Regions from separate parts of the Homo sapiens genome. Here regions 2 and 3 are each linked to region 1. The links are chromatin loops, found by intact Hi-C in ENCODE. Cell type or tissue: PC-3. All regions are shown on one strand. Links, peaks and the distances in the headings refer to the core of each region. The heading gives the core; the rest is flanking DNA.

Region 1 (10,680 bases), core at 3,253-8,252:
TTTTTCCACCCCTTTACCTTAAGTTTATGTGAGTCCTTATGTGTTAGGTGAGCCTCCTGAAGGCAGCAGATAGTGGTTGGTGAATTCTTATCTACTCTGCAATTCTGTGTCTTTTAAGTGGAATATTTAGGCCATTTACACTCAATGTTAGTATTGACATATCAGGTAGCATTCCATTCATCGGCTATTTGTTGCCTGTATACCTTGTTTTTTTGTTTTTATTTTTTAATTGTATTTTTGTTTTATAGGTCCTGTGATATTTATGCTTTAAATATCAAAATATGTTTTGATGTGTTTCCAAGATTTGTTTCAAGGTTTAGAACTTCTTTTAGCAGTTCTTGTAGTGGTGGCTTGGTAATGGCAAATTCTCTCAGTATTTGTTTGAAAAAGACTATCTTTTCTTTGTATATGAAGCTTGGTTTCACTGGATACAAAATTGTTGGTTGATAATTGTTTTGTTTGAGGAGGCTGAAGATAGGCCCCCAATCCCTTCTAGCGTGTAGGATTTCCACTGAGAAATCTGCTGTTAATCTGATAGGTTTTCCTTTATAGGTTACCTAGTGCCTTTATCTCACAGCTCTTAAGATTCTTTCCTTTGTCTTAACTTTACATAACCTGTTGACAACGTGCATAGGTATGATCTTTTTGTGATGAATTTCCCAGGTGTTTTTTGTGTTTCTTGTATTTGGATGTCTAGATCTCTAGCAAGTCTGGGGAAGTTTTCCTTGATTATTCCCCCAAATAGGTTTTCCAAACTTTCAAATGTCTGTTCTTCCTCAGGAACACTGATTATTCTAGGTTTGGTCATTTAATAGAATCCCAGACTGCTTGGAGGCTTTGTTCATATTTTCTTATCTTTTTTCTTTGTCTTTGTTAGACTGGGTTAATTTGAAGACCTTGTCTTCAAGCTCTGAATTTCTTTCTTCTACTTGTTCGATTCTATTGCTGAGACTTTCCAGAGCATTTTGCATTTCTATAAGTGTGTCCATTGTTTCCTGAAGTTTCTATTGTTTTTTATTTTTGTTATCTATTTCATTGACTATTTCTCCCTTCACTTCTTGTATCATTTTTTTGATTTCCTTACGTTGGGCTTTGCCTTTCTCTAGTGCCTCCTTAATTAGCTTAATAACTAACCTCCTGAATTCTTTTTCAGGTAAATCAGGGATTTCTTCTTGGTTTGAATCCATTGCTGATGAGCTAGTGTGATTCTTTTGGAGGTATTAACCTTGTTTTGCCATATTACCAGAGTTGGTTTTCTGGTTCCTTCTCATTTGGGTAGGTTCTGTCAGAGGGAAGGTCTACGGCTGAAGTCTGTTGTTCAGATTTTTTTTGTCCCACAGGGTGTTCCCTTGATGTAGAACTCTCTCCCTTTTCCTATGGATGTGGCTTCCTGAGAGCCGAGCTGTAGTGATTGTTTTCTCTCTTTAGGACCTTGCCACCCAGTAAGTCTACCAGGCTCTGGTCTGGTATTGGGAGTTTTCTGCACAGAGTCCTGTGATGTGAACCGTCTGTGGGTCTCTCAGCTGTGGATACCAGCACCTGTTCTAGTGGAGGTGGCAGGGAGGTGAAATGGACTCTGTGAGGGTTCTTAGCTTTGGTGGTTTAATGTAGTATTTTTGTGCTGGTTGGCCTCCTGCCAGGAGGTGGCGCTTTCCAGAGAGCATCAGCTGCAGTAGTATGGGGAAGAACAGGTGGTGGGCAGGGCCCTAGAACTCCCAAGAGTATATGCCCTTTGTCTTCAATTACCAGGGTGGATAGGGAAGGACCATTGTGTGGGGGCAGGGCTAGGCATGTCTAAGCACAGACTCTCCTTGGGCAGGTCTTGCTGCATCTGCTGTGGGGGATGGAGATGAGGCTCCCAGGTCAATGGAGCTATGTTCCTACAAGGATTATAGATGTCTTTACTGTGTCATGCAGGTTGTCAGAGCAGTGCAGGAAAGCCAGCAGTTACAGGTCTCACCCAGCTCCCACATAATCCGAAGGGCTGGTCTCACTTTCACTGTGCCCCCTGCCCCCCGCCTGCCAATAGCACTGAGTCTGTTTCCAGGCAATGGGCGAGCAGGGCTGAGAACTTGCCGCACGATACCTGCCTCCCAGCTGCAGTAGCAAGTATGTCTTTCCTTCTTCCCCTGCCTGTGGAGTCTGCACACCAGATTCATGCCCTCCCCTGAGTTCTGACCAGGAGAGTTCTCCACCAGTTCAAATTGTTTCAAAGTTCAGCTGAAGATGTCCTTCTCTCTGTGGCCTTTTCCCAGTGCCTCTGGCTGCCCTTCTGAAGGATCCCGTGAGGCCAGGCAGAAATGGTTTGCTAGGGGACCCAGCGAGCTCACAAGTCTTTCCTCATTGCTTCCTCTGCCCCTGTATTTTGCTAGGCTCTCTAAATTGACTCGGCTTCAGGTAAGGTCAGAGTCTTCTCCTGTATTAGTCTTCTCCTGTATTCTAGACCTTCAGTTTCCCCAGTTGGGGTGTGGGGGTGGGGAGGTGTGTTCAGGGGCAGACAATGTCCCTTTCCCACTTGTACAGTTTGGGCACTCACAGTATTTGTTGTGTCTCCCAGGCAATCTGCTTCCTTCAGAGGGTCTGTGGGTCCTGTGAGGTTTCCTGATTTATTCCTGCAGTCATTCTGGAGCAAAAATTCATGATGCAAGCCTCCACATGCTGCTCTGTGCGTCTGAGTCAGAACTGCAATCTAGTCCTGCCTCCCGCCCACCATGATCCCCTTATCTTTATATTCTTTTACACTGTTTTCATTTTTCTGTTATCTGAATATATTAATTTATGGTAAAAATAGTTTTCCTTTATATTCAGCTCTTGAAGTATCTGCTTTTCACTACCCCCAAACTAGCTAATTTGGCAAATTAATCCCTGGCAATGGGATACTATTGAGCTGATAAATTTTCCCCTCCCAGATAAGTCGCTAATAATAACCAGTAAGTATAGTGGATTTACAGTGTGCCCAGACTGGGCTAAACTATTTGCTTGTTTAATCTTTATACCAATTTCAAACAGTGAGTTTATTTCCATTTTATAAATAAAAAAGGTAGTTGGTAGCATTATTCAGATCATCTATGTTTCCTGAATTTTTATCTTAATTTTTCTATCAAATGCTGAGAGAAGGATGCTAAAATCTTCAAAACTCTACAAAAATCTATGGTTGTAGAATTGTCTATTTCTTCCTTTAGCTCTATCAATTTTTGTTTTATATATTTTAAAGTGCTGTTGTTAGGCACATGCACATACAAGACTGTTATGTTTTCCCAATGACATTTTAATCATTGTGAAATATCCCTCCTAATCTTTGGTAATACTTCTGTGTTGAATGATCTGGCTTTTTCTGGCATGGCATTGCATATACTTTTGCATCTATTTACTTTCACTCTATCTGTATAATTATATTCAAAGTGGGTCCCATTCACAGCATATCTTTAAATCTTACTTTTGTTTTTAAGCCATTACAACAAGCTCTGCTATTTCTTTTTTTTTAGCTAATTGGAAATTTTTGCCTATTAACATTTAATATTATTCTGATTATATTTTGATACACCATTTTATTTGTTTTCTTTTTTGCCCCTCTGATTTTTGTTCTTCTGTTACTTCTTTCTTGTCTTTTTTTTTTTTTTTACAGAAGCTCTTTATTTTGTTTAAATTTTAGATTTACATAAAAGTTGCAAAAATAGTACAGAGAGTTCCTGTATACCTCTCACCCAGTTTCTGCTGAAGTTAACATCTTACATTATCACAGTACATTCATCACAACTAAGAAACTAACATTAGTACACTACTATTAATTAAGTGCCAGACTTTATTCAGATTTCTTTGTTTCTTCACAAATAACCCCTTTTTCCTGTTTCAGGAGCCAATCTAGGGTACCATATTGCATTTAGTGCCTTTTAGAAATTATTATTTGGACATGTTTTAGAATTCCAGTTTAATTTACATATTAATGTTTTTTCTATATATTATTGTAGTTTTTACCCAATGTCCGCTCTAAGAATCACGATATACATTCTTAACTTTTTATAATCTGATTTGAGTTTACATTGTCCCACTTTGCATAAAATATGCAAACCTTGCAATCGTATAGGTCCTCTTATACCTGCCCCCAGCATTCCTTTGTGTTATGATTACCATATGACATTTATATACATTATGCATCCTACAATGCAAGGTCATAATTTTTGCCTTGAATAGTGATATATATTGGAAAGGAATTAGGCTGGAAAAGCAGTTTTTTCTATTTGCTAGTTTTGATGTTCTTCATGTCTAAAGATCCATATTTTCATTTGATATCATTTATCTTCAGATAAAGAACTTTCTTTAGCATTTCTTATAATAAAGGTCTGCTAGTGATAAATTCTCTTAGTTTTCTTTTATTTGGAAAGTCTTTATTCTGCTTCATATTTGATAGATATTGCTTTTAGTGCTTTGAGAATGTTGGTTCACTGTGTTGGCCTCCATTGCTTCTGATATAAGAAATCAACAGTCATTTGACTCATTATTCTCCTCTGTGTAATGTGCTGTTTTTCTCTGCATGCTTTTGACACTTTGCCATTCATTTGACTCTAATGTGCCCAGGCATGTTTTTCTTTTATTTAACTTGATTGGGATTTGCTGAGCTTCTTAGATTTGTAAATTTATGTCTTTTGCCAAATTTGGGGACTTTTTGGCCATTATTTATTCAAATAATTTTTTTCTACCCCATGTCCTCTGTTCTTCTAGGAGTTCAATTGTAGGTATGTTAGACCTTTCAATACCACCCTTTAGGTACTATCATTTTTATCTCTGTCTTTCAGATTGGATATTTTCTGTTGATCTCTCTTTAGATTCACCTACTCTTTCATCTGTTTTAAAAAATTATGTTAAGCCCCATCCAGTTAATTTTTTAAAATTAGATACTGTATTTTTTAGTTATAGAATTTCCATTTGATTATAATTTTAGGCGTCTCTATTTAGGTGATGATACTAACTATGTTTTAATCATTATAAGCACATTTTTCCTTATGTCATTTAGTATAGTAAGAATTGCCATTTTAAAATAAATTTCTATTAATTTCAATATCTGTGTCATCTTGAGCTTGACTTTTGCCTATTATATTTACTCTTGAGAATACATCACATCTTCCTGTCTCTCAATATGTCAAGAAATTTTGGATTGTACTCTGGATATTGTGAATGTCATATTGTGGAGACTGGATTCAGTTGTATTCTTTCAAAGAGTTTTGAATTTTTCATTTTAATGAGAAATTAACTTGTTATGGTTCAAACTGCAAATTCTGTTTTTTTCTGAGTGGCCCCTCATATCTGCTTTTTGTTCTTTCACCCTTAGATAGGGTGCTTACAATCTCTGCTGTACATGGGTGTTTGGGGGTCAGGCAAAAATTGGGGCAGACTTTATACATGGAATTTGGGATTTTCTTTCTCTGGCTCTCTCCCTTTGAGGATTCTCCCTCACTTTCTAGCAGCTGGGGTTGCCCTCAAACTCTGTCTGCCAGTTCTTCAGGCCAGAAAGATGGTGAGTTTCTTCTCAGTTTTAGCTGCCCCTCAGGACAGTGACTGCAGCTGACCATCAGGCCAAAAGTGGTAAAAACAGGAGAATAACCTCCTACTAACCCTTTCTTCCAAGTGTTAACTTCCCCCTGGAGCCTGCTTGCTGTTGTATACTCTCCAGGGCCTTCAGATAGATTTTGTCCTCTCCCAACCCCTGAGTTTATAGTTGTTATTGGCAGGAAGCTCAGTACAGTAAGCGTTTACTCAGCCATACCAGAAGTGGAACTCGATCCAGATCCTGATTCCTAGCCACTGAGTTGTACTGACTGTCACATAGTAAAATGGCTCTTCTGGCCTCATCCCATATTTTATAAAGGATCATTGCTCTGAGAAATGTCTCAAATGATAGGTTTTCAGATATTATGTAAGGCTGATAATGTCTTTGGAGATAGGGACTTTTCTCAATGCTTTTCAAATTACAATGCCCAGTCCATCTATAGACAAGCACCTCCACCACCACCTCCTTTTTTTCCTATAGAGAAAGTAATGACTCTGTACATAAACAGGAGATACTGACTCATGAAGGGCTAAGCTGGCCTCTGTGAGTGACTCACTATGCCTTAAGAGACTGGGGGAAGGGGCCATGTGGTCAGGCCACCTACTAATGCTGGGTTCTGACTTGACTAGATTTAGAGCAAATTGACCCTGATTTGGGAAAGGTATAAACTTGATTTACCAGGTCATTAGAAGACATTTTCTGTTCACTTTTATTTACCATCAAGAGAGCATGAGATCCTAGGATGTGATTAGAAATGAGCAAATAAATGCAATTTGAATTAAGTCATTCAGTCATGCAGAGTGAGGGTGGGGCAGAAGGTGAGGAGAGGCAGTAGGACAGTGTGGGGAAAGGTATTGGGCACAAGTGGGCCCTGTTGGGCTTAGTCCCCACCTCCTCCCTTCTCTGGGCACTGGGGTGGGGTTGGAAGTTTGGATGTAGCTGGAAAGGACCAGAGACTTTTTTTTTTGTTTTTTGTTTTTGAAATGGAGTCTTGCTCTGTCGCCCAGGCTGGAGTGCAGTGGTGTGGTCTCAGCTCACTGCAATCTCTACCTCCCAGGTTCAGGAGAATCTCCTGCCTCAGCCACCTGAATAGCTGGGACAACAGGTGCATGCCATCATGCCCGGCTAATTTTTGTATTTTATTAGAGATGGGGTTTTGCCATGTTGGCCAGGCTGGTCTTGAACTCCTGACCTCAAATGATCCACCTGCCTCGGCCTCCCAAAGTGCTAGGATTACAGACGTGAGCCACCATGCCTAGCCTGAACCAGAGTCATAAAGATCAGTGCCAGTACTTGTTGTAGCTTCAGTCTTCCCTGACTGGAGAGTGTTGGGGACTTGGATTGTTGTGGGGAGTCTCCAAGGAAGGGCCACTCCATCACATCAGCACTCCACCAAGGGAGGATCACAGGGAACAGGAGGCAAGGCAGGAAGAGCTGGGGGTAGGAGGGAGTGGACACTGCAGGGTGAGGTGCCACAGGACAAAACCATCCTTGCTGCCCCCTGTCAACCCTTCCGCCATCAGAGCTGATGAGGCAGGACCCAGAGAGCCCTCAGAGAGTGTGATAAAGCTCAGCCCTCCCTAGGGTGGGCACTGCTCCTCCCTCTCAGGAGAGCCCTGAAGGGGGTGGATGCCAAAGCTGTCCCCTGGTGGCTGTAACTGCCATCTGAACTCCTACCAGCTGGCCTTCCTTCCTGTGGACTAAGTGGCTTCAGCTGCACACAGTGACCTTCAGGAGGAGAAATGCAGTTTCCTGTACCCCTTCCTCCTGGGAGTGGGACTGTAAGTGATTAAGGGAGTAGGAGAAGGGAAGGAACAGGGGGATTAAAGACTGGGAAAGGAATGGAAGGGAGGGAGGGGAATGAATAAAACTGACAGGAATGACAAGAGGGTGTGTTGTGCAATTGTCACAAATTCTGGGTTGCACACTAAGCTCAGTGCCATCCCTTCTTCCCTGGCACTACCTTCTCCTCCAAGTTTGGGCAGGTCCTTTTCCTGCTGGTTTCCTGTTTCATAACTGTCAAGTTTTGCTCACCAGCACCCTCCATCAAATGTTTAAAAGCCAATTACTGGGAAGGCCAAGGGAGGAGGATTGCTTGAGCTCAGGAGTTCGAGACCAGCCTGGACAACATAGTGAGACCCTGTCTCAAAAAACAAACACACAGGGCCGGATGTGGTGGCTCACGCCTGTAATCCTAGCACTTTGGGAGGCTGAAGTGGGCAGATCACTTGAGGTCAGGAGTTCAAGAACAGCCTGGCCAACGTAGTGAACCTTGTCTCTACTAAAAATACAAAAATTAGCCAGGTGTGGTAGCACGCACCTGTAATCCCAGCTACTTGGGAGGCTAAGGCAGGAGAACTGCTTGAACCCAGGAGGCAGAGGTTGCAGTGAGCTGAGATCGTACCACTGCACTCCAGCCTGGGTGACAAAGCGAGACTCCATCTCAAAAAAACCGAAAAACAACCCCCCATTCAAAACACAAAAACCCAAACACACAAAACAAAAAAATTTAAGAAAGTAGGAGGAAGATGCTTTGGAGTCTATACACCACCTCTTTCAAAAATGCTCACCTGAATTTCCTGCAACCAGTGTTCCCTCCTTCCAAACAGGTATCAAGACGCTCACCTTTTAAGAGGCTTGCCCTAACTGGAGTGCTGGAGTCTGAACTTTCTTTGAACATCGTTTGATCTCAGATGCAGCCAGTCCTGTGCACAGCCTGATGGGATGGAATGTTCAGGATCATCATGTGATTCCCCTGGGTGGCCTAGCTGAGGGACACAAATTTCCCCAGGCAGAGAAGACAGCACAGGAGGAAGAAGCTCCAATATCGAGAGTGAGAGGGCTGCAAATTCGTCAAGAGCTGGCACCTCCAACCAAAAATGTGCAGTTATCGATCAATAAAACCAGCTTTTGTTTTAATTTTTGACTTTTTGATTTTTAGTTTTTTCCTCCCCAGCCATCATGGTGCTGCATGCCCATTGTAGAAATCTGAGAAAATGATAAAGAGGTTGATGAAAACTGTCTATGAAGTTACTACCCACTGTATTTTTCATCTATTTTTTTCTTTTATACCTGAGATAAAATAGTGTATACTATTTTTTTTTTTATTTTTGTGAGAGAGGGTCTTACTGTGTTGCCAAGGCTGGTCTTGAACTCCAGGGTCCTCCTGCCTCAGGCTCCTGAGTAGCTGAGATTACAGGTATGCACCACACGTTCAGCTATCCTATTTATACTGCTTTAAAAACTTAACTCCATGTCAATAGAATTTTCCCATGACATTAAAACTCTGTGGAGGTGGAGCCAAGATGGCCGAATAGCAGCAGCTCCAGTCTACAGCTCCCAGTGTAAGCGATGCAGAAGACGGGTGATTTCTGCATTTCCAACTGAGGTACCGGGTTCATCTCACTGGGGAGTGCTGGACAGTGGGTGGACAGTGGGTGCAGCACACCATGCATGAGCCGAAGCAGGGCGAGGCATCACCTCACCTGGGAAGCGCAAGGGGTCAGGGAATTCCCTTTCCTAGTCAAAGAAAGGGGTGACAGATGGCACCTGGAAAATCGGGTCACTCCCACCCTAATACTGTGCTTTTCCAACGGGCTTAACAAATGGCACACCAGGAGATGATATCCCGCACATGGCTTGGAGGGTCCTATGCCCACGGAGCCTCGCTCATTGCTAGCACAGCAGTCTGAGATCAAACTGCAAGGCAGCAGTGAGCCTGGCTGAGGGTCACCCGCCATTGCTGAGGCTTGAGTAGGTGAACAAAGCGGCCGGGAAACTCGAACTGGGTGGAGCCCAACACAGCTCAAGGAGGCCTGCCTGACTCTGCAGGCTGCACCTCTGGGGGCAGGGCACATACAAACAAAAGTCAGCAGTAACCTCTGCAGACTTAAATGTCCCTGTCTGACAGCTTTGAAGAGAGTAGTCGTTCTCCCAGCACGCAGCTTGAGATCTGAGAACAGGCAGACTGCCTCCTCAAGTGGGTCCCTGACCCCTGAGTAGCCTAACTGGGAGGCACCCCCCAGTAGGGGCGGACTGACACTTCACATGACTGGGTGCACCTCTGAGACAAAACTTCCAGAGGAAGGATCAGGCAGCAGCATTTGCGGTTCTCCAATATCTGCTGTTCTGCAGCCACCGCTGCTGATACCCAGGCAAACAGGGTCTGGAGTGGACGTCCAGCAAACTCCAACAGACCTGCAGCTGAGGGTCCTGACTGTTAGAAGGAAAATTAACAAACAGAAAGGACATCCACACCAAAAACCCATCTGTACGTCACCATCATCAAAGACCAAAGGTAGATAAAACCACAAAGATGGGAAAAAAACAGAGCAGAAAAACCAGAAACTAAAAATCAGAGTGCCTCTCCTCCTCCAAAGGAACGCAGCTCCTCACCAGCAACGGAACAAAGCTGGATGGAGAATGACTTTGACGAGTTGAGAGGAGAAGGCTTCAGAAGATCAAACTACTCTGAGCTAAAGGAGGAAGTTCGAACCAATGGCAAAGAAGTTAAAACGCTTGAAAAAAAATTAGACAAATGGCTAACTAGAATAACCAATGCAGAGAAGTCCTTAAAGGACCTGATGGAGCTGAAAACCACGGCACGAGAACTACGTGACGAATGCACAAGCCTCAGTAGCCGATGTGATCAACTGGAAGAAAGGGTACCAGTGATGGAAGACAAAATGAATGAAATGAAGTGAGAAGAGAAGTTTAGAGAAAAAAGAATAAAAAGTAACGAACAAAGCTTCCAAGAAATATGGGACTATGTGAAAAGACCAAATCTACATCTGATTGGTGTACCTGAAAGTGACGGGGAGAATGGAACCAAATTGGAAAACACTCTGCAGGATATTATCCAGGAGAACTTCCCCAATCTAGCAAGGCAGGCCAACATTCAAATGCAGGAAATACAGAGAATGCCACAAAAATACTCCTCGAGAAGAGCAATTCCAAGACACATAATTGTCAGATTCACCAAAGTTGAAATGAAGGAAAAAATGTTAAGGGCAGCCAGAGAGAAAGGTTAGGTTACTCACAAAGGGAAGCCCATCAGACTAACAGCTGATCTCTCGGCAGAAACTCTACAAGCCAGAAGAGAGTGGGGGCCAATATTCAACATTCTTAAAGAAAAG
Region 2 (10,680 bases), core at 2,993-7,992, 52 kb after region 1:
GAATCCTGGGCTGGGGAACTGTCTAGCCCAGTGCTGTTGAATAGGGATACAATGTGAGCCACAAATGCAAGTTATTTGTATAATTTTGGATTTTCAAAAGTGGCCATCTTAAAAATGTATTTAAAAAGGTGAAATTAATTTTAACAATATATTTTATTGTCATTTCAAAATTTAATATAGACAATTATTGAGATATTTTTTCCTTTTTTGTTATAAGTGTTGGGAACCCAGTGTGCAATTTACATGTAGAACACATCTCAATTTGGACCAGCTGCACTGCAAGTGCTGCACCATGGATAGTGGCTACTGTATTCAATAGTACAGATCTACCCTCTCATTGAGAGGCCAGCATTAGGGGGGATCTCAGAATGTGGAAAGACCTTCTTGTTGGGTTGGCCAGTTCCATGGCCTGCCTGTGTGTGCTCTTGTTGCCCCCAAATGCACTTGCACTTGGACCATTGACTCATGTCCTAGCTGCCATTGTTTTCTTTGGACTGAGGGACTTAATTTTAGCCAGGTTTCCTGGCACTGTGCCAACTTTTCTCTGCGTTTCAGTTCTTCCCCCTCTAGTCCTTGCCTGTCATTGTAATATAATTCAAAGCTTTGATGGGCTAGGATCCAATGGACCCAACCCAAACAGGAAACTGGCTTCCTCATTGTTTATTTGAAACCTATTTTAAACCATGAACCAGAAAATGTTGGACACTTGTTTTCAGACTTCATTGAGCTGTAACTGAATTGAACCTCAACTATTTCCGGTGGGGCTTCCGACATGGAATGATTTATAAGCCGTAACTGTTAGATCAAGAGAACTAATTAGAACATGAATTGACCCTAAGTTTTCGTTACCTGAGCATGATCACGTCTCATCCTTTGCTTAGAATCTTGTTAGTTAGAGGTTATACAACCTTGTATGAGTCTGGGGTATCCCAAAATACTCTGGGAATATTCCAGCAAGTATTCCACAAAGAATCTCTTGTGTAAAAGGTCTTGGTCTAGATTTCTGTTCCAAACCCCTTTGTGAATCTCACAATAGACAGTCTAACCTATCACTATGTCTCTCTCTTGTGTGGGCACATAGGAACTACATGCTATATGGTGGTACTATATACCACTGTAGCAGCCATGTTGGCTGCCTGTCCAATTGCCATTCCTCTTGCTTTTGCTCCAATATGGCAGAGTTCACCTGTTACAAGAGAAGCTACATACCAGATGCCTACTTTCTCAGATTTTTTAGGCAGCCATGAATGGCCATACAACCCAGTTCTGCCAAAAAGACACAAGTGAAATTATTTTAGAGGAGCTTCTAAGAAAGACTTCCCTCCCTGATAAAGAAGAGAAACATGAGAGAATGGCCCTCTTGCAACTCTATTTGCCCCCCTTCTTCTTGATGTGGTTGTGATGTTTGTAACCAGGGCAGCCATGTTGTAACAATGAGGCTACAAGCTCTAGGATGAAAGTGGAGCCTTCTGAGGATGCTGAGAATGATGAGGAAGATGGAAAGAAATTGCACCCCTTGGTGACATCATTGAGCACAAAATCTGGAACTTCCTACTTTTAGGAATGAAATTCCTGTTGTTTTAACCACTTTCTGTCAGGTATTTTGTTACTTGCAGGCAAAGGCATCCTAACTGTTATGGATGCCTGGTACTTAATGATATATTACTGTCTTCGTTTTTTAGAAGAAAGAGGTCACTGGCATACTCTTCCCTCAAACTTGTTAACTGGTTGTCTCTTACTCATTATCATCACTGCACTATATTATATTACTCCTTTACTTGTCAGTTCACCTCATAAAGTTTTTGTGAGGGAAGAGACTATGGCCGTCTGGTTCACTATTGTAGTCACAGTTCCTGTTATGTAGTAAACAGTCATTCAATAAATGGATGAATGGGGGCTATCAAGGAGGTGGAACCCTCAGCCCTTGGCTAACTATTTCCTGGAGGTGAGAGAATGAGGTCAAGGATGGCATCCTGTTTCTGGCTTTCCCATTCGGGTGGAAGGTGCTACCTTTCTCCATGAGTCAACATGGGAGGGAGAGAAGAATAGTTGAAGAAGATGAGTTTTGTCCTGGATATGTTGAGTTTGAGGAAGTGCTTTTGGAACAGTCCCTGTAGGGAGTTGAAGATAAGCTCTGGATTGAAGCATGAGAAGGATGGGATTGGCGAGGAAGAGTGTGCAGCATGAGAGGAGAAGTGATCCTTCAGTGCTCCATCGATGGTGTGGCACCACCATTCACCTTGTAGCCCAAGCTACAAATCAGGAAGCCATCCTTGACACCTCCCCCTCCCTCACCCTGCAAATCAACTCATCACAGAGTTCTGGTGATTCTGCCTCCTGTCTCTCATATCCATGAACGTCTCTCCATCACCACTGAAGTCCAAGCCACCATCACTTCTCTCCTGCACTACTGCAATGGCCTCCCAGTTGGCTTGCTGAATTCACTCCAGCACCCTTTCATTCACCATAATCCAGCCACAGCAATCTTCTCACTCCTTGAAAGCACCAATCTCCTTGTTTCAAGGCCTTTATCCACAAGTTTCCCTTTGCCAAGGGTACTGTTCCCTCCACACTCCACCTTCCTCCACCTCCTGCCTATTCCTTAGATCTCTGCCTAAACCTCCCTTCCTCAGTGTGGACACATGTGTTTTTACCCTGTAAGACAAGTCTACATAGGAAGCCAAATAGCTTGTGAGTACAGGATTGGACAAGGAGCATTAGTTGCTTGGTCTATATAGTTCAGTTTACTAAACCATAATACCCCAGTGCCATTTCCGCCACAGAGCTCACCCTTGACACCTGTCCCACCCCAAGTTCCAATATTGAAGACCCCCTTCCTAGGTTTTCCTCTTCCTGAGCCTCAGTGGTTGACTTGCTACCCCATCAGGTGGACCTAAGCTTGCTTTAGATATGTTCACACCTACCAGGTTAATATTAAATAAGATTAGGTCAGTCCTGGGAGCAATTTTCTCTTTTAGGTGACTTTGCACATGTCTGATCTGATTTACTGCATCTACTTTATAGTTTAAGAGCTGTGAAAGCAGCTATACTTATATTTCATTCTTTAAAAGTCTATTATTTACTATATTCATTTATTAAGCCTTAAATTCCTTCAGGATCTGCATTGCTGATTGCTTTAGCCAGTGGCACTCTACAGCCTTGAAGCTATAAGCCCTCCTAATGGTCTGGGAGTTGTCAATGCAGATTAAAGAAGAAGATGAAACTAAAGAGTGAAGCCTTTTGGAAGGAACTAGTTACATAAGGAGAAAGGCTGAAAACAGTCCTGTGCCTGAAATCTTATCTTATGTTTACTAACCACAAAAATATTCTTGCAAAATTGTTAATAAGAAGCCTCCTTAGAAATTCCTGGTTTCTTGTAAAACTTAGCTTTGATCTTGACATATTCCGTGCTAATCCTGTATCATGGGTAACAGGCAAGTTGGCCCCTTTAGCTCCTAAAGGTATAGAGTGTCCTTAGCATAAGAGCCTCACAACCTGTCGTTTCTACCCCAGATAAAAGAAGACATAGAATGCCCAGATCCCTCTGGAGAATTTATTTGAATTTACCTTGAAACCATAGGTAGGAGAAGTTTTGTTATGACAGAGGGCACTTCAATAGGGAGACCCCACTATGGCTTCTTTAGTTTCCTTTTAGGGCTGCTTTGAAACTTATCATTCAAACTTGTTGAAGTAAATTTCTCATCTTACCATATTTTCTTTCAAATCTGCCAACTGTGGTGAAAGGGTGTGGAAGAGAAGTGCTTCTGTGGAAGAGACAAGCATGGCTGTGGCTTCAGCCTCAGGGGATAACATTCTGACAAGTGGCTGGTCCTAGAGAGCTGACCCCTGAGGCATGCTGTGGCCCAGGGTCAGCCCTGATGGTGGTGCCCAGGGCCTGTCTGGGAATGCATAGAAGTGGCTCTTGGGATATTGATCTCAAAGTGTTAGGAGCATGTCCTGAACAACTGTCCTCAGTTATTCATTCTCATCCAGGAGTTGAAAGAATAATGGATAGTTGAGAGGATACCCAAGGGGATGGGCCTGCCAATCTGAAATTGAAAAGGGTTTACTCAACTATACATCTGGTGCTATTACCAAGTGTAAGAAAGGAATAAGGATTCTAGCACGTGCAACATAAGCGATACCTACTTATGCCTGTGATTGTTCATATACATGATGGCTATAAATGGCACATTATACAAAACTGAGCTGTGAGCATAATTTATTCATGTACTTGCATAGAAATTTGTTATACAGACATTAGGAAAAAGTATAAGTGCTCCCTGCAAATATTCAATTTTAGGAAAATAGTAACAAAAATAGCTTGAGAAAATTAATATCATTTAAATTCGACAATGTACAATGTTCCCATTTACAGATTTGTGTGAGCACAAGAAGCTCCTGCATGGTAGATCCCTGTTCTGAAGATCGACTCGGGTCCATTTTAGAGGCCTCTGGTTCTCTCAGCCACAGCCTAGATTCTTCACTGCTGATGATCTTTGGTTATGCTTGCTTTTTTTTCCCCACAATTCTTCTTTCACACGTTCCCTAACAAGAAAGGGTTCAGTTCAAACACTGAAAATTGAGCTTCTCCACAGCAATATCCATAAACCTATGACAGTTGCAAATTCATAGTTCCAAAGGCTTTGGTCACTGGGTTTTAAAATTGGAACGATATGTTTGCTTGCTTGGTTTCCTGAGAAAAGGAAGAAGTGAGCTTCTCCCTAAAATATTTGTAGGTTTACTTCCCTATTTCTGTTTATTCATTCAGCAAAATGTATATTGTGCACTGAGCACTGCAAACTAGAAGTGGAAAAAATCTTCAGGATTCCTACGTTTCACTTTCCAACCTCCAAAATACTACACGATACACACTGAAGTGGAAAGTAAATGAACATGACTTCCTTTTTAAATTAATTAATTAATTAATTAATTAATTTTTTTGAGATAGGGTCTTGCTCGGTCACACAGGCTGGAGTGCAGTGACATGATCATATAGCTCACTGCAGCCTCGAACTTCTGTGCACAAGCGATCTTTCCACCTCAGCCTCCTGAGTAGCTGCTGCAGATGTGTGCTGCTACACCTGGCTAATGTTACTATTTTTATTTTTTAAGAGATGGAGTCTTGCTATGTTGCCCAAGCTGGTCTTGAACTCCTGGGCTCAAGAGATCCTTTTACCTCCATCTCCCAAAGTGCTGGGATTACAGGTGTGAGCCAGTCCCTGAACGTGACTTCTGTTGCTGTCTTCAGTATGTTTGGTTACAGAGACTTTACGGAACTGATAACTTTAAAATTAAAGAGAGGAAAACAGGGGAATCCTTACCTGTTTTGTTTTGTTTTGTTTTGTTTTGTTTTTGTTTTTGTTTGTTTTTTTTTTTTTTTGAGAGACACAGTTTCACTCTTGTCGCCCAGGTTGGAGTGCAGTGGTGCAATCTTAGCTCACTGCAGCCTCCTCCTCCTGGGCTCAAGTCATTTTCCCACCTCAGCCTCCCAAGTAGCTGGAACTACAGGCACCCACCACCATGCCTGGCTAATTTTTGTATTTTTTGTAGATACAGGGTTTCACCATGCTGCCCAGGCTGGTCTTGAACTCCTGGGTTCAAGCAATCTGCCCGCCTGGGCTCCCCAAAGTGCTGGGATTACAGGCGTGAGCCACCGCACTCAGCCCTTTATTTCTTTTTGGTGGTTCAAATGCCATTGATTTCTGAGAGAGAATATTGTGAGTGTGCAAAAAATAATGAGCTTTTTTAAATTAAGGAATTCAACAACTTATAAAAATAACACCCGTAAGCAATCTGACCTTTGCCTTCAGTCTTTATAAGACATCCTCAAATGAATAAAAAATATGATTTTAAAGAGCCCTTTGGAGGTTGGTAACAATTCTATGCATTTGTGGCATTTACAAAATCAATTTAGGGGTTAAAGTAAAAATGCCTAAGCTGAGTATTTCATAAATACAGTAAGTAACTTTTCTTTAATATGTAAGAACAGGTTAAGCCAGGAACTTCTCCTATTTTATCTCATTTAAAACAGATCATTTTTCATAAGGAAAAATAATCTCTACCTAAAAAATCCTTTGCAATCTCTGAGAAAAGTTGCAATACAGAATAATTTTGATTGACAAAATTCCTTTCTCCCTCTTGCAGTCCTGTCAGTCTGAAAAACCCCAACATTGTCCCATGAGAGAATGTCACACACACAAGGGATAGGGTGCAGGCCATTGTTTGCAGGAAGTGGGGACTGAGCTCTGCTGTCAGCTTGCACCTCTGTGATACAGATTCTGGCTATAATGTGTAACTTGCATTGATTTAAAAAAAAAGCCAAGCTGCTTATCACAGAATTCTGGATTAACTTCGATTTTGTGACTGTGAATTCCATAAGGCTTAGTTGGTTTATGGGGTTTAATTTTTAATACTGTTAACATCATCGAGCCAGCTAAACACCAAGAATATCAATAAATACTAATAGTTTGTTTTCACTTCCTCCTTCTGTTGGAGCACTTTGACTTTATATACATTCCAGTCTTAGTGCCAAGGCCCCATTGGGGTTTCAAATTCCATACCAGAGCACATCACCTGGATGTGACTCTCATATGCTCAAGGATATTCCTGGAGTTGAAAGGAAAATACAAAATGAGCATAAGAACAGATTACAGACGCGTCAGTATGAAAGTTGATACTCGTGAAAAACAGCAGTTTGCTGAGACCCTGGAAGTTAGCTGGAGCAGTCAGGCAGAAATGACTCGTGACCATGGCTGCAAATGGGGCTTGTTCTCACAAAGGGCTTTCCACCATTCTTTTCTTGGCTTGCAGGTAGAAGATGCGGTTTTCTTCAGGATAAGTAACTTTACTGAGGGGCATCTTGTAGATGTTGGAATTTTTTGTGGTCATGATGAGGAACAATAGCGTGGCCAAACAGAAGGGCCAGGTACAAGCTGGCAATCCAACCTGGGGAAGAAGAGAAAGCCACACGCTCCTTTCAGATCCCATCTGACAGCTGAGCTGCACAAGGCATCCCCCTCTACTTGCATTCAGCCCAGGGGGATGAACCACTGGGGGCATTGCTCTGGATTCTGTGCATGCTCGTGGAGACTGAATTTACAATCTCAGGGCATTGAGTTGTTGGAATGTTGACATCCATTCTTTAGGGCAGCCACTTATGTCTCTATCTTGTATGTCTTTCTCTCCCTCTCATATATTCAGACTTCCTGCACCAGATGTGCCAAGAGAACATTTGACAGAGATGACACTTGCAAACTGCAAATGGCCCCTGACCAGTCTTCATGTCCACAAGGCCTTCTCTGATTAGTCCAGCCCACAGTGACCTCTCTGACCTTGACTTCTGCCTGGTCTAGATCTTAGACTTGACTTGCTTTGTTTCTTTCCATTCTGTCTCCCAAATAGACTCTAAGTTCCTTGAGGGTAGGTCCTCTTTGTGCTGCTCATGGAAACTCACACAATTCTGAGCATACACCATTGGTTAGCTCTGACCTGATGCATGGACCTCCCTGGGGTGTGATGGAGTGTAGGGGTACCCTAATCTGACTGCACATCAGAATCATCTGGGGGAGTTAAAAAAAAACACAGATGTTCAAGCATCATACAAGACCTACTCTATCAGAAATACCAAAGGACAGGGCCTAAGGCTCCATATTTTTCTGTCTTCCTAGCTGACTCTGGTGTGCAGCTTGCCCATTTGGGTCCTGGGACTGATGCCTGTGAATCTTCTTTGTTGACATGTGAAGGGCCCCATGTGCTCTGATGTACTCTCCATCATGCATGTGTGTAATGGGACTTTGGCTTTCCACCAGAAAGACACTGTGTCTCCTTAAGGACCCTCCCAGATAAAATCTCCATGCTGCTGCCAAAAGGGCTAGATACTGCCTTGACTCCTTAGCAGCCATGACCACATCAACATGGACTAAGCTATCAGAAACCGGCCCTGCATCACCTGCAATGGAATATCTGGCTTTCTGTTTAAGTAAAAGATATCCTAAAGTCTACTTCTTATCACTTAGAGTTAGACTCTGAACTTGATAATATGTTATACAACCTACGTTTCATTTTTTTTTAAACCAAGCAATCTGATACTTGTAACAACTGGGTGATTGTGGTTTGGACTAAAGTTTGCTGTGATGCTGAAAGAAAGGCCAGGGAGCTCCAGGAGAAGGGAGAGCAGTGCTTCTCATGGTCATGGATCCTGCCACTGGATGCCAGCCCAGTGGACTTCAGGAGCATTTCCCATATAGTTGTAAGCTGGTCAATTACGCTAATGAAAAGTGAGACTAAAGCAAACTCACCTCAGCCATAAAGTTTGCCATGCCGACTCCAAGATAGGCCGTGAACAGGGCTACAGAAAAAAAAAGGAGGGAAAGAACAATGCTTCGTAGATGCACTTTTAATCACAGGAAAGGCTGCCTTCCAATATAAATCACCTGGAATGCACAGTGCCCTGATTACAAGCATGAGCCTAAAGTCAGCAGTCCTGGGTTCAAATCCTGGCTCCATCACTTAGGAGCTCCATGGGCTCTGTTTTAAGCCTCCATTTCCTCACCTGTACAATGGAAGTAAGAGGAATATATTTTTCATGGTGTTGGTGTGAGGATGAAAGGAAATAATGCATGTGTTTAGCACACAGTAAGTGCTCAATAAAGGTAGTTTTTTTATGGTTACTATTTTGTTGTTATTGCTAATACTTAAGGGAAAGGCCTTCCATGGCAAATAAATTTCTCTGATGTTTTATCCAAGCATAGCTGAATTAAAATGAAACCTATGAATGTTTCTTGAGATAGCATCTAGGATTCTCATATTAATGAATTGAATTCACAGCTACAAAAAATCATAGTGCTTGCTTTGGCAGCCTGTGTACTAAAAACCAAAACAAAACCATGTTTACAAAATAAGAAGGAAAGAACTCAGAGAACAGCAGGAACTGAACACAAACTTGAGATTCCTCCCCTTGATAACATCTTCTCCAATACCATTAAAATCAATGAATAAACGTCTTTTTTTTTATTTTTTATTTTTTTTGGAGATGGAGTCTCACTCAGTCGCCCAGGCTGGAGGGCACTGGCGTGATCTCTGCTCACTGCAAGCTCCGCCTCCTGGGTTCACGCCATTCTCCTGCCTCAGCCTCCCGAGTAGCTGGGACTACAGGTGCCCACCACTACGCCCAGCTAATTTTTTTTTTTTTGTATTGTTAGTAGAGACGGGGTTTCACCATGTTAACCAGGATGGTCTCAATCTCCTGACCTTGTCATCTGCCCGTCTCGGCCTCCCAAAGTGCTGGGATTACAGGCATGAGCCACCGCGCCCAGCCAACGTCTTATGTTTTTATTTGCTTTGAGTGGCCAAAAAATTGTAGAATCAGTAATTCGAGTATATGGGTGACTTTCAGTGTAAAACAACAAAAGCAAAGATCTCAACCAGCTAATTATCTATTCCTCAGTTTTGGTTGAAGAGAAGGCTCACAGAGGCTCAGGGAAGCCCTCAGGTTTCATGGGGACAGCCTGAAGAATGACCTTCATATAATGGCCACACAGCCACTTGGGCCACCGGAGCTCACCGTGAGACACACTCACCATCTCGTCTTCATGTCTGGTACGTCAGCTATCTTGGTGTGTGGGGATGTGGCAGACATGGTGGGAGAGGCTCTGTGATCCTCATTTACTTTACCATAGACTTCTGTCCTTTTACCAATATTTTGTCTTTTTATCCTGGTGTTTCTTATTCAATAGTATATCAAATTCTTTCACGTATGAATTGTCTCACACTAGTGGGAAAGGCTGGTCTTTGGAAACAGTACTGGTTTCAAATCCCAGCTCTGCCATTTTATTTGTTGTATAACAAATCACTGTCTTGGAATCTAGTTTCATCATCTGTAAAAAGGCACCTTGAAGATCTGCCTTACTGGGAGGTGAAGAATCTCAAATGAGAGCTTGTATTTCCATAAACACAGCTGTAAATGCATCTCTTTCACCATGGGACTGAGCTACTGCTCTGAGCAGAAGGGTGCTCATGGCTTGGCTTAGAAGGGTTTCTCTCCTTGGTTACACCAATTTCATTCATTGTTGAAATTTAATCAATTAATTTAACAACTATTCATTGGCCCTCTGCCAAGCACTGGGGCCCTCTGTCCCTGATCTCTTGAGTGCCCCCTCTACCACAACACCACCCCTGAGCACATGAGGCCTTGTTGCTTTCTCTCTTTTTAAAATATCCATTACACTTCTAAGGCTCACTTTTGGCACGTTTACGTCTCATACTGTTATGCTGCTGTGAAGTGATCTCCAATTCAAAGTTGCTTTTCTCTCCATAGTACAAGTGATAGATTATTTAATGGTAGGTATGTCAATTAAGACTCGCCAAGTAGGACCGGGAAAGCCTTACAGTAGAGGCGCAATTCTGCACAGCATCATCAGTTTGTAGGCAATGACCCTGACAGCATTCTTGGTAGCTGAGGGAAGAAAAGGCCCTTGAGTACTGAAGGGGAAACTGGATTTCAGCTCCTCCTGGATAGTGTCCCTTCCAATGGACTGCCACAGGTGAGTCCCACTGCGATAACCCAACCATTGGGAAGAGATACACAATATGTTTACACTCTCCACTGGTAAAACAACAACATTGAGATGTTCTCTGGCCACGCAGTTGCTCTGGCTTAGAGGCCAGAAAGACAGCAGT
Region 3 (10,680 bases), core at 2,652-7,651, 71 kb after region 1:
GGGAGTAGACTATGGAAGATTTAAAACCAGGCTGGAGGCCACATGCCTTAAGGGCTGGCTCCCATCACCCCCACCCCCAAGCTTACGATAGAGTGACTCCCAGTGGAACTGTACTCTGGGGTTAGCACTGTAGATGTTTAGGGGAAAAGGCAGAAAAATCAGCTTGACTAAATAGTAATTTTAAAAAATCCCTTAGACCCTAATGCTCTGGAGTAGAACAAATGCTTTAAATGGCAAGATGAAGGCAGAAAGGCCACCATAGTCCTGAGCATCTAGGAGACTCTGACACCCGTGGACAGTTGACCAGGAGGCCATTGCGTATCTTGCAGAGCCAGGGCGAATGTGAGAAGCCAGTGTCTCTTACCTCCAGGGCACTGAGGTCAGACCAGGAGATATTTGGAGCTGTAGTTATAGGTATGACCAGTTTGGCTGGAAAGAATGGATTGTAATGTCCTGTGGCTGAAAGGTACATTGACAACGCCATGTTGAAAGGGAGGGTGAAGACGGGGAGGTCCCATTTGCTGAGCATGGAATTCAATGCACTTGAGAAAATTGGGCTAAAAAAAGAACAGAGCAAAAGAATGTGCATGTGACAAAGCAGGCTGACACACGGAATCGCTATACTCTGGAGGGGCTTTGTTTCACCTGCCAACAGGCCCCTTACGTGTTGTGTTGGCACATTTGCCACAGAAAGAAAACTTGGGATAAATCCTATTATAGAGGCAGTAAATATTACATAAAGTAAAAAATCAACTCTCAGCTTATTTGGCTTTTGAAAAATTCTACTCTGGGGTTGCTCAGAGTGAGCTATATATTGAGATTTTAAAAATATTTTTGAAGTACTTATGACATACAAAATAAAATATTATCTACATAGTTAAAGTCCCCTTTGTCCCTCCACTTGCTCTTATGTCCCTCCCTCCCCACTAGAGGCAACCCTGATTCTGATTTGGCAGATATTATTTCTTTAATATACCTATTTTTGGAAAAGAGAAACAATCGTTCAAGGATGCAGGTAGTGTGAGCTGGAGGAAAATGATATCACAGTTGGTGGGGCAGAGTGTGTGTCCTTGAGCTGTTGATAAATTGCATGACCTAGGCAAGGCGCATCTCCTTAGCCTCAGAGCCCATAAACTGTGGGGCTGGGCTGCATGGTCCCGAGGTCCCTCATAGGCTCTCACTTGTTGGCCCAATCAAAGAGCCATCACTTAAAGACCAGAACTCCCATTTTCCTGGATTGTGGAAGGGAGCGTGGTGAGCACTTACAGGCTAGGCCTCCTTCCCACGAACCTATTCTTCAGAGCAGGGCCCAAATTACTTCCTGAAGAGTTTAGCTCTACAGGTAGGTCCTCGTCCACACACCCGTGGGTACAGTAAGGGTGGGCATCCCTTCTGCAGACACTGCCCACAGCAGGCTGTGCTTATTTATGTGCATATTAGTATTTTATATTTAACTACAATATAGAAAGAAGGAAATCTTTGTTTCCAGAAAAAGGATGTAAGACATTGTCAACATAAAAACTAGTTTGAAGGATTTGGGTTTGAAAAAAAAGGAATTCAGCAAAAAAATTTTTTCTAAGGGAGACCTGGGGGGCAGGTGGGTAAGGGGGAATTCACGTAGGCACAGTGGTTCTCCCAGCATCATGTGGGAATGCGTTAGAAACGCAAATTCTCGGGCCCCACCCCAGATAGACTGCATCAGAAACCCTGGGGCCGGGGAGCAGATGCCTGTGGTGTAACAAACCCTGCAGGTGATTCTCATATTGCTCAAGTTTGAGAGGCAATGATGGAGGAAGTGGGTCTCAACTTTGGCTATACTTTAGAGTCATCTGGGAAGCTTTAGAAACTCCCAAAGCCCAGGCGCTACCGCAGACCAATGACAGTAGAGTCTTGGGAGGGAGGAGTCAAGTGTATGTGGGGGCCACGTGCATCAGTGTGTTTCTACCAAAAAGACACCTGCACTCGTATCTTCATTGCAGCACTGTTTCCCTTCCCCATGGAAGTGTCAATGTGCAGCCACCTCTGGTTGAGAGGTATTAGTGGATGTGTAGCCAGATCAGACAAAAGGCCAAATAACTGGTTGTAAGGAAATATACATCTTTTAAAATGGTTGTTTCTGTTTCCAATAGACAGAATCTACTGGAATCCAATTTTAAATTTACCATTTTAACTGTTTGTCCTCCTCCTGCTCCTCTTCCTCCTTCTCCTTGCCCTCCTGCTCCTCCTGCTACTCCTCCTCCTTTCCATCCTTCTCCTCCTCCTCCTCCTCCTCACTTAGCCCAAGCAAGGAGGTTCGGAGAACTGGAGTGCGGTGACGCAATCATAGCTCACTGCAGCCCCTAACTCCTGGGCTCAAGTGATCCTTCCCCCTCAGCCTTCTGAATAGTTTGGACTACAAACAAGAACCACCGCACCCGGCTAACCATTTTTAAGTGTGCAGCTCAATGACATTAAGGACAATCACATTGTTGTACAACCATCACCACTATACATTCAGAGAACATATTTCATCTTGCAAAACTGAAACTCTGCCATATAACAACTCCCATTCCCTCCTTCTGCCATGTTTTTTTTTTCAAAAAGGCATTTTGAAAACCAATTGTAACTTACCAAGTCATGGACATAGCACATACAGGGAGTAACAGCCACCAGAAATAGTCTCCCTTGTCCGAAAAGACAGCCATGAGTACTCCCACCAGGGTGGCATTGTAGCCATAGAGCCCAGATGCTATTAATGACCTGTGGGGCAAGAGACACAGCACGGACATTTCCTGGGTGAGCTTTGGTTGCACTTGCACATAAATAACACTAGTAACTTCCAGATCATATTCATATTAAAAAATGAGATTATATTTGGAAATGTATTTCAAAGTCTACGTAAGCATCGTACAAAAACTAATAAAGACATGAAGTGAAATATACATAGATAAAAATATAAATGTGCATTTAGATCAGTGGTCCCCAGCCTTTTTGGCCCCAGGGACAGGTTTCATGGAAGACAATTTTCCATGGATGGGGAATGGGGGATGATTTCGGGATGAAACTGTTCCACCTCAGATTATCAGGCATTAGATTCTCATAAGGAGCAAGCAACCTAGATCCCTCACATGCCCAGTTCATAATGGGGTTCGCACTCTTATGAGAAGCTAATGCTTCTGCTGATCTGACAGGAGGCGGAGCTCAGGTGGAAATGCTCACTCGCCCACCGCTCACCTCCTGCTGTGCGGCCCAGTTCCCAACAGGCCACAGACAGGTACCTGTCTCCAGTGCAGGGGTTGGGGACCCCTGATAGAGAATGACTCCCTCTACAGGTGTCACGGCTAAAGACAGGTCTACAGTGGCTGAGAGGAAAGGGGAGTTTAGTAAGGCAATCTGCTCTGTTTTCTTTTAGCCTTTCCTTTGGAAAGTTATTCTTTTAAATCAAGAGCCTCTGACTTGAAGAGCGCTTTTAGCATATGAAACTGTTGCTTAAGTTTGATTTCTTGGTGAGAGATATAAGATTCCTGAAATGTAAATTCACTTTCACAGTGTCTTTGATCTTATCAACATTAATCTTCCAGGTTAGTATACATTTTTGTGTCCTGATGCTTCTATTTTGTTGTCTCCAAACGCACATTTCAAAGTTATTGCAAAGAAGAACAATTGCTTTTCTCTTACTTGGAGAAGTATCCCATTTAATTATGTGCATGTTGAGCACCCAGTTCTTTCTGAGGTTACTTTTTGCTTAGTATTCAATCTCATTTCTTCCCCGTCTTCTTCTCCTTCTTTAGATTGAGGGGGTACATGTGCAGGTTTGTTACATAGATGTATTGCATGATGCTGACTGAGGTTTGGGCTTCTATTGAACTCGTCACCCAAATAGTGAACAAAGTACCTGATAGGTAGGTTTTCAACACTTGTTTCCCTTCCTCTCCTCTTTTGGAGTCCCAGTTGTCTACTATTTCCATGTCCGTGTTTACCCAGTGTTTAGCTCCTAATTGTAAGTGAAAACGTGTGGTATTTGATTTTCTGTTACTACATTAATTCACTTAGGATATTGGTCTCCAGATACATCCATGCTGCTGCAAAGGACTTGATTTCAATCCTTTTTATGGCTATGTAGTAGTTCGTGTTGTATATGCACCACATATTCTTTATATAATCCACCATTGATGGGCACCTAGATTGATTGACCTGACAAGGCAGGATTCCCACAGCTCTGAGAGTTGGCAACGTCTGGCACCGTGAAAGGCACAGGATCCACTTCCCAAGGGCCTGTCACTCAAGGATGATGTCTGTAGGGGGATGGGGGAGTAAAGATGGTGAAGTGAGTAGGTGAGGCCTAATGCTGGGCTCGAGCAGGAGGTGCTATAGCCAGTGAGCCACACTGCAGGGGCTGGTAAGGGATAGTGTGACAGCTGCTTCTTGGCTTGTTTCTAACTGGGCCAGGAGGCACCATTGCAACAGGCAAGATGATGTCACGTACATTAATCCAGATGAACATTAAATGTGGGGTTCCCTATTCAAAAGTTCTTTGTTTCCCTTAAATAATCCTTGAGGGCAAATGGGAGGTGATACAATTTGCAAAGGTACAACTCAGAGACTGGGACTACACATGACAGTAGAGAGCCATGCAGACTTGTCCTCTCAACAACTGACTTGGAGATGTTAATGCTTGAGTTTGATCAGTGGAAAATTAATGGCAACATCTACAAATTGTGGAATGCCATAGTTAAAGCCACAGGAAGACATATATTTACTTAAAACAGAGAATTTCCATTTTAATGCAGTCTTTTCAGACCAAGGAAAGTAAAACATTTGAAACTAACACATATAAATGACTTGTCTTCTAAATAATATCTGACAAAAAATGAGTTGATCATGTTTCATCAGAGCAAAATCATAAAGGAATATTCAGTATGGCACAATTATAGACTCCATCCCCAAACTGAGGAGACCTTTTCTTGGCATGCATTGGAATAGAGTTTAACCTAAGCTATAAAATCCCCTTCTACAGGGAGCAAATCAGACTCCTTGAAATTGATAGAAAAGTGGAGCATTTGCTAACTCTCTCCCCACGGACCTCTTTAGGCAATTTGCAGCCAGTGTTACAAGAGCTTAGTTGTGTAATGACCACACTGGGGATTGGGATTATGCGTTGATCTCAGACACCTGGAATACTGGTTCCCTCCCTAAAGGAACTGGCTAGTGGGGAGCTATCTACTGCCCTGGTGAGAGTCAGCTCATCACTTCTTCAATGACAGATCAATTTATAAAGTGTGTGCTATTTTTAATCTAATCAATATATCAGAAGACTCACTAAGGCTTCTTAAGTCAGAATCCACTCAATTGGAATTCATGGTTATTCTTTTCTCCAGGAGCTGAGCTGACCTTTGCACTGTCTATGAAGAATGAGTTTCCTAAACTCATCATAGCAACAAGATATAACGGGGGTTATTAAGCCACTAAAACTTTTTCTGAATTCATATGCACTTTTTCCCAAATAGAATGCTGACGACAAATAATTTTATCAATCATTAAAGAAGATCCCTTCAGAACCTCTCCAGGGAAATACTTGTAGCTTAGTTCTGGTTAGCACGTAATGCCACAAGAATCTGGCATCATTTAGACCAGCCATTTATTCAGATATCAAGAGCAAGAGACTGTAACTGATTCCCTGACCTCTGACTAAAAACAAATATAAACAGTTCTGTGGACTAAATGTTGTTTATCCTGGGAAGGATGTGGTTTTATCACTGTTGCCCACAGTAACTGGTCAGCCCCTGTGTCTCAGAAGGGAGCTGAGAAGGCTTGAAAGGGTACACCTACCTGTCCTGGCTGAGCAAGAGGGCCATCAGAGTGGAGACCACTGTTCCCAGCCAGCCAGTGAGAGCCCACCAGGGGTTCTGAACAAGAAGTCCTACCAGAATCAGGATTCCACTGACGGGGTTGTTGACGAACACCACTTGGGATATGCCCCGGAGAATCCAGTCAATGAACTGGAGCACCACGGGTTTGTCTGGAAGGGATGAGGTAAAGCAGAGCTAAGGAAGCTGCCAAGTGATACTCTTCAACCACAGGCCCACCCTGAGCAAAATCAGCAAAACCTCCTGGAAGTGAAACATTTTTGATATTTCTTTAATATTTCTCTCTCAACCCATTGTTGCATTAGTGGCACCCAGATCCCTGAAAGCCTCTATCTACTGTATGCTCAACCCACACTGCCCCTCCTAGAATCTAAGCTCCTGAAAGCATCTAATGCACTTATTTTCATGCTTATAGGTACAAATTCTGAAGCCAAAGGAATAAATTTAAGTTTTAAGTACTGAAACTACAGGATGAAGCCAGGTGCCTTCTAATATGAGCTGGGCCCTGGCTACTGTCTCCATAAGAAAAAAAAATGGAGAGGTTTGCAGGTTAAAAGATAAAAGTAGAAAAATGGTGAGTAAAGAGATCTATAAAAAGTTGGAGAATATAACTAAAGGTATAAGTAGAAGTACCAGGAAACCATTTCCCCCAAAGCTACTTCTCCTGTCTCTCCAAAATGTGAAAGGATAAATACCTTTAAGCTGGTTGGCAAGTTCTTTCATGTCACCGGTGACATAGCCAAGAGCTTTGGGGAAGCACCTTCTCCCTTGACATGGCGAAACCTGGTTTTCACCCCTAACCATAGTGGGGCTGTCCACTCTAACCATAGTGGGGCTGTCCTCCATGGCTATCTCTTCCTCTGGCTCCTTGAGGGAAGGACAGAGCTTATAAGTATCCCTAAGGCAGAGCCCTCCAGATTAGCCAGCTTTGGGCCTGGTTACAGTAGAAGATCTGGACCACTATGTTCCATAGAACTAAGAGAGCACCATTTTCCTTCTGAAACACCACCACAGAGCTTATTAGCCAAACCCAAATCCCACAGTACCTTTGCCATCAGTGTCTGTAATGCTACCATGAGAATGTTCTGGTCTTTAATTTCATAAGGTGCAGTGTCTGGTCCAACAAACATTTACTAAGCGTGTATTTCTTGCACTTAAGGAGTTCAGTCTAGTTGAGAAGACTGAAAAACAGTTAATGTTAACAGAATGAGTCAAATCACGTAGAAAGAGCTGAAATTAAGTACGTTAGCTCCATGCTGTCAATTAAGGAGCAAGAAACCAGGTTATGGAATGGCCTGCTCACCAATGCAGGCTGATCAGCTACTTGCCAAGACAGGTAGCCTTTTTAAATTACATTTTTATTTTATAAAAAGTTTTGTTTTTAAAAGATTGAAAGGGAAGAAATTTTTAAAATTGTGTGTGTTGACACGGTCTCCCCACCCTCTGCAAGTCCAAGATGGCTTGAATTTGTCCTTATGTCATGTGACTGCCTCAGATACTCTTTACTTTTGGAATTTGTTATTTAAATATGTAAAACCAGGCAAGAAGGATATTTCATCAAGGTAGAGAAACTGGGAAAGATGGAATTGGACAAAGCTGTTGAAAACCAAAGAGCTGTAATCTAAGGATTGTATGATAGAAAAATGTGCAGGGCATAATTATAGGAAACATGTCTCTGGAACGTATGAACACTATAACCATGACTGTGTTCACTATGAGACCATTCACTTCTCATGATAAGTAGCTGCAAGAAAGCACCAATATCACCAGAATTTGGTACCTTGAAGACAAAAATGATGATTTCATTGTGCTGATGGTAGATAAAAAAGAATAGCAGTGGCATAATCCCAGAGGCAGGCTGAGGGAGGAAGCCAATGGCAAAACCACCTTGAGTGTGCAAGAACAGCCAACAGCACAGCCAGGTCAATTGGGAAGCAGGGAAACGCCAAAATCATCAGACCCTGGAAGGCATAATTGTGGAATGTTGAAGCCACAGCCACATAAGACACTACCAAAGAAACACTGAAAGCCCACATAGAGAAACCAGCCTGTCTTCTCTGTGTTGCCAGGCTGTGATCAAATGGTCCTCATGGATATTTCTGGCCCCATCATTGTTCCATTTACCATAGCTAACAAATAGCAATGAACAGATACTAAGTTATACCTATTAAAAAAAGTTGAACTCTAGCTTTGGCTTCTATTAATCCCAGTAAAGAAATCAATATGGGTAACTGATTTATTGGTAGCAATTACATTTCAATTGTATTACCTCACTGCCCAACTAACCATTCTGCTTTTTAAACAATGCCAAACTATTAATCTTTACACAAAAAAGCAGCTTTTTATACAATGCATTCCAGACCAAGGTCATTTTATCTCGGTAAAACAATGTTAGATACCAACATCTGTGTGACTTGCAATGAATCTTGGAGGTCAGGAACCAAAATTAAGTCCATATGGAGCTGAGTTGGCTCCATAGTTAAAGATAAAAAACCGTATGAATAATTAAGCACTTATGAAAAAGTACTTCTATTTCATAATCTAAGTGGTGGCTGTCATTTATTTTCAGATTATCTCCCTCTTCAAATTTCATAGCTGAACATATTGCTTGATAAGCCCATGCCTCTGCTGTAGTGACCCATTTTCAAAGCCATACCAACTTATGGGAGGCATCAGGCTTCAGCTCAGGCAAGGACAAGCAGCCCAAAGAGATAAATGCCTTGAGTTTCTGGAACTGAATCTATAAAACCCTAAGGTGGCAGCATCAAATGAAAACACTCAAGTGGCATTTTCCATCAACTCCCAAAGCAGGAACATGGACCATTTCAGAATAAACAAATTCATGTTCTCAAAATTCCCAGCATATATTTATTTATTTTAGAGGGCTTGAAATATCCCATCACCTCAGAGATTTTGGAGATACAGATTCGAAACCTGATAATAGAACTGGCCAGACGTGATTGAGAGCCTGAGCGGCCCGAGTCTCCTGTTGAGCCACCCAAAGTTAAGTAAAGATTAAACTAGTTTTCTCCAAATCGACAGCCCAACATATAGAAGACTTATTGCCATTTGTGAATCTAATTTCAACATAATTGGGATGGGTTGTAGGGCTAGGATGTCCTGCAGAGAGGGGTCTTCTCATGACCTGGGCAGACAGTTGCTGCTATTTTAGAGTCCCCAGGAACCATTTATTCTGAACAGCTGAACCCTTCTAGAGCCCCTGGGAGACCTGACTCCTTGCTCCAGAAGTCAGGCATGAGAACCACTTAGGAGAAATACGAAACTTACAGTTGTAGTTGGCCTAGAATTTTGCCATGCTAAAATATTTGCATTTCTTAGGGAACTTTAAGAGTCCTTACATCCTAACTGGGAAGACAAGGCAAGGCTATGCAGCCAGGACCTTCTGCTAATGTTCAAACATCTTAGCCCCAGTGAAGCAGGCCATTAATTTCAACTAAGAAGAAGGGACAATAAGTAAAAGGCACTCTAATAAAATAGACACAGGGTAAACGTAAAACCCCAGGTGACTTATCCCCAGCTTTTCCATGGCTGTCAAAACTTCTCAGCTCAATGGTCTAGCCTCTAAACCAAGGTGAGCGCCATGGGGCTTTTTGGACCAAGATCCCTGTGCCTTTGGCTTAGCTCACAGCCAACCCCCACTTCCCAGGCTCTGCCCGGAAAAGATACACCAGAGTTTGGAGCAGGCTCCCAGGTTCCCCGAGCCAGAGGCTGCACGAAGGAAGCATACCTGTTCCTGCGACCCATCTGCCAGGGCCAAGCTTAGCCGGGCGATGCCTCTGCGCGCTGCGTCACCAGCTTTAGTTCCAAAAGGGTCCTTCCAAACAGGACCATGACGGGCGTCACCAGCGCCGCCAATCAAAGACCGTCCATTCATCCTTACTTTTTCTCAATACATGACAAAGGGCAAAAATATGTGAATCAGCATGACGTGTGCCCTAGCTCTAATGACCACGCAAAAGGCAAGCTGAGGGGGGCTGGAGCGCGCCCACTGGGTTCCTGGTGAGGGAAGATGTGGCCCCACATGGGAGACCGCTAATGAAGAAGGAGGACTTTGCCTTCACCAAAGAGCTCTCAGTGGGCAGAAAGACAGCAGCTGACTATGGAAATTTGATGTTCATTTACTTTGCTTAAAAAAAAAATAACGGGAAGCCATCCTACACAGGGACCAATGCCCAGATTTTGTTCTGCTGCGTGTCTCTGCTGTTGGATCTGAGGTTGCTTCTTCCAGAGGGGGAGGAGGGGGTTCATGTTCTGACACGTTTGGGGGCAGATTGTGAGGGCTGCATCTTGGGGACCAACACCAAAGCAACAGGTTGCCCCACAGCAGTTTCCCTTGGCCTTGTTTATGAAATGTGAGAAGAAGGATGCATGATGTGGGCTCTGTTTTCTGTAATAAGATACTAGCCACGCTTTGTAAGCATTCACAAGCTGCCTTTAAGAGACTCCTAAATGGTATTTTTTTTTCCTGTGCCACCACATCCAGCTGTGTTTATTTTAATTTATTTTATTTTTTTTTAGAGACAAAGTCTCATTGTATTGTCCAGGCTGGTTTTGAATTCCTGGCCTCAAGTGATCCTCCCACCTTAGCCTCCCAAAACACTGGGATTACAGGCATAAGTCATCATGCCAGGCCAAGAACTCTTAAATTTTGAACATCACTTTGTTAATAATAAACAGTTTTTAGTTGAATTCCACAAATGTGGCAGCTTTTTATAAATTTTCTTTTTCCTTTTTAAAACTTCCATTGCATCCAAGAATATCACTCTTTTACCAGAAGTTCCAGTTGTGTGTGTGGTATTTCTCTTTTTCTCCC

Evidence for each region. Hi-C counts contacts between places; a loop is a spot of excess contacts. Peaks named below come from ENCODE experiments on the same cell type or tissue, not always from the same donor. Only the 100,000 strongest peaks of a DNase experiment are listed, where the experiment ranks them.
Region 2: a loop joins it to region 1, with 4 times the contacts of the local background. A loop is called at or near these places in 4 of 110 quality-filtered maps.
Region 3: it touches region 1 in a loop (4-fold over the local background); 4 of 110 quality-filtered maps call a loop at or near these places.

What each region holds. Positions count from the first base shown.
Region 1 is chr18:45,798,365-45,809,044 of GRCh38, reverse strand. It overlaps a transcript of EPG5 not described here. Among named protein-coding and RNA genes, the nearest start is that of SIGLEC15, 22 kb to the left of the region's middle. RefSeq lists an enhancer at 2,324-2,825. In PC-3, for the core only: no CTCF peak of the experiment used is centred there; DNase peaks (open chromatin) are centred at 5,744 and 6,164; H3K4me3 peaks cover 294 bases; H3K27ac peaks cover 3,694 bases.
Region 2 is chr18:45,746,046-45,756,725 of GRCh38, reverse strand. SLC14A1 (solute carrier family 14 member 1 (Kidd blood group)) reads right to left here. Exons shown (of 10, transcript NM_015865.7): 9 at 8,301-8,350; 10 at 4,206-6,948. The coding sequence ends at 6,775. LOC105372093 (a long non-coding RNA gene) reads left to right here. Exons shown (of 10, transcript XR_935423.3): 5 at 9,449-9,600. Among named protein-coding and RNA genes, the nearest start is that of SLC14A1, 27 kb to the right of the region's middle. In PC-3, for the core only: no CTCF peak of the experiment used is centred there; no DNase peak of the experiment used is centred there; H3K27ac peaks cover 1,679 bases.
Region 3 is chr18:45,726,333-45,737,012 of GRCh38, reverse strand. It overlaps SLC14A1 (solute carrier family 14 member 1 (Kidd blood group)), which reads right to left. Exons shown (of 10, transcript NM_015865.7): 3 at 6,542-6,713; 4 at 5,809-5,998; 5 at 2,611-2,739; 6 at 365-557. The coding sequence starts at 6,692. The region is part of intron 6 of LOC105372093 (a long non-coding RNA gene); the gene reads left to right. Among named protein-coding and RNA genes, the nearest start is that of SLC14A1, 7.5 kb to the right of the region's middle. In PC-3, for the core only: no CTCF peak of the experiment used is centred there; a DNase peak (open chromatin) is centred at 5,682; H3K27ac peaks cover 1,143 bases.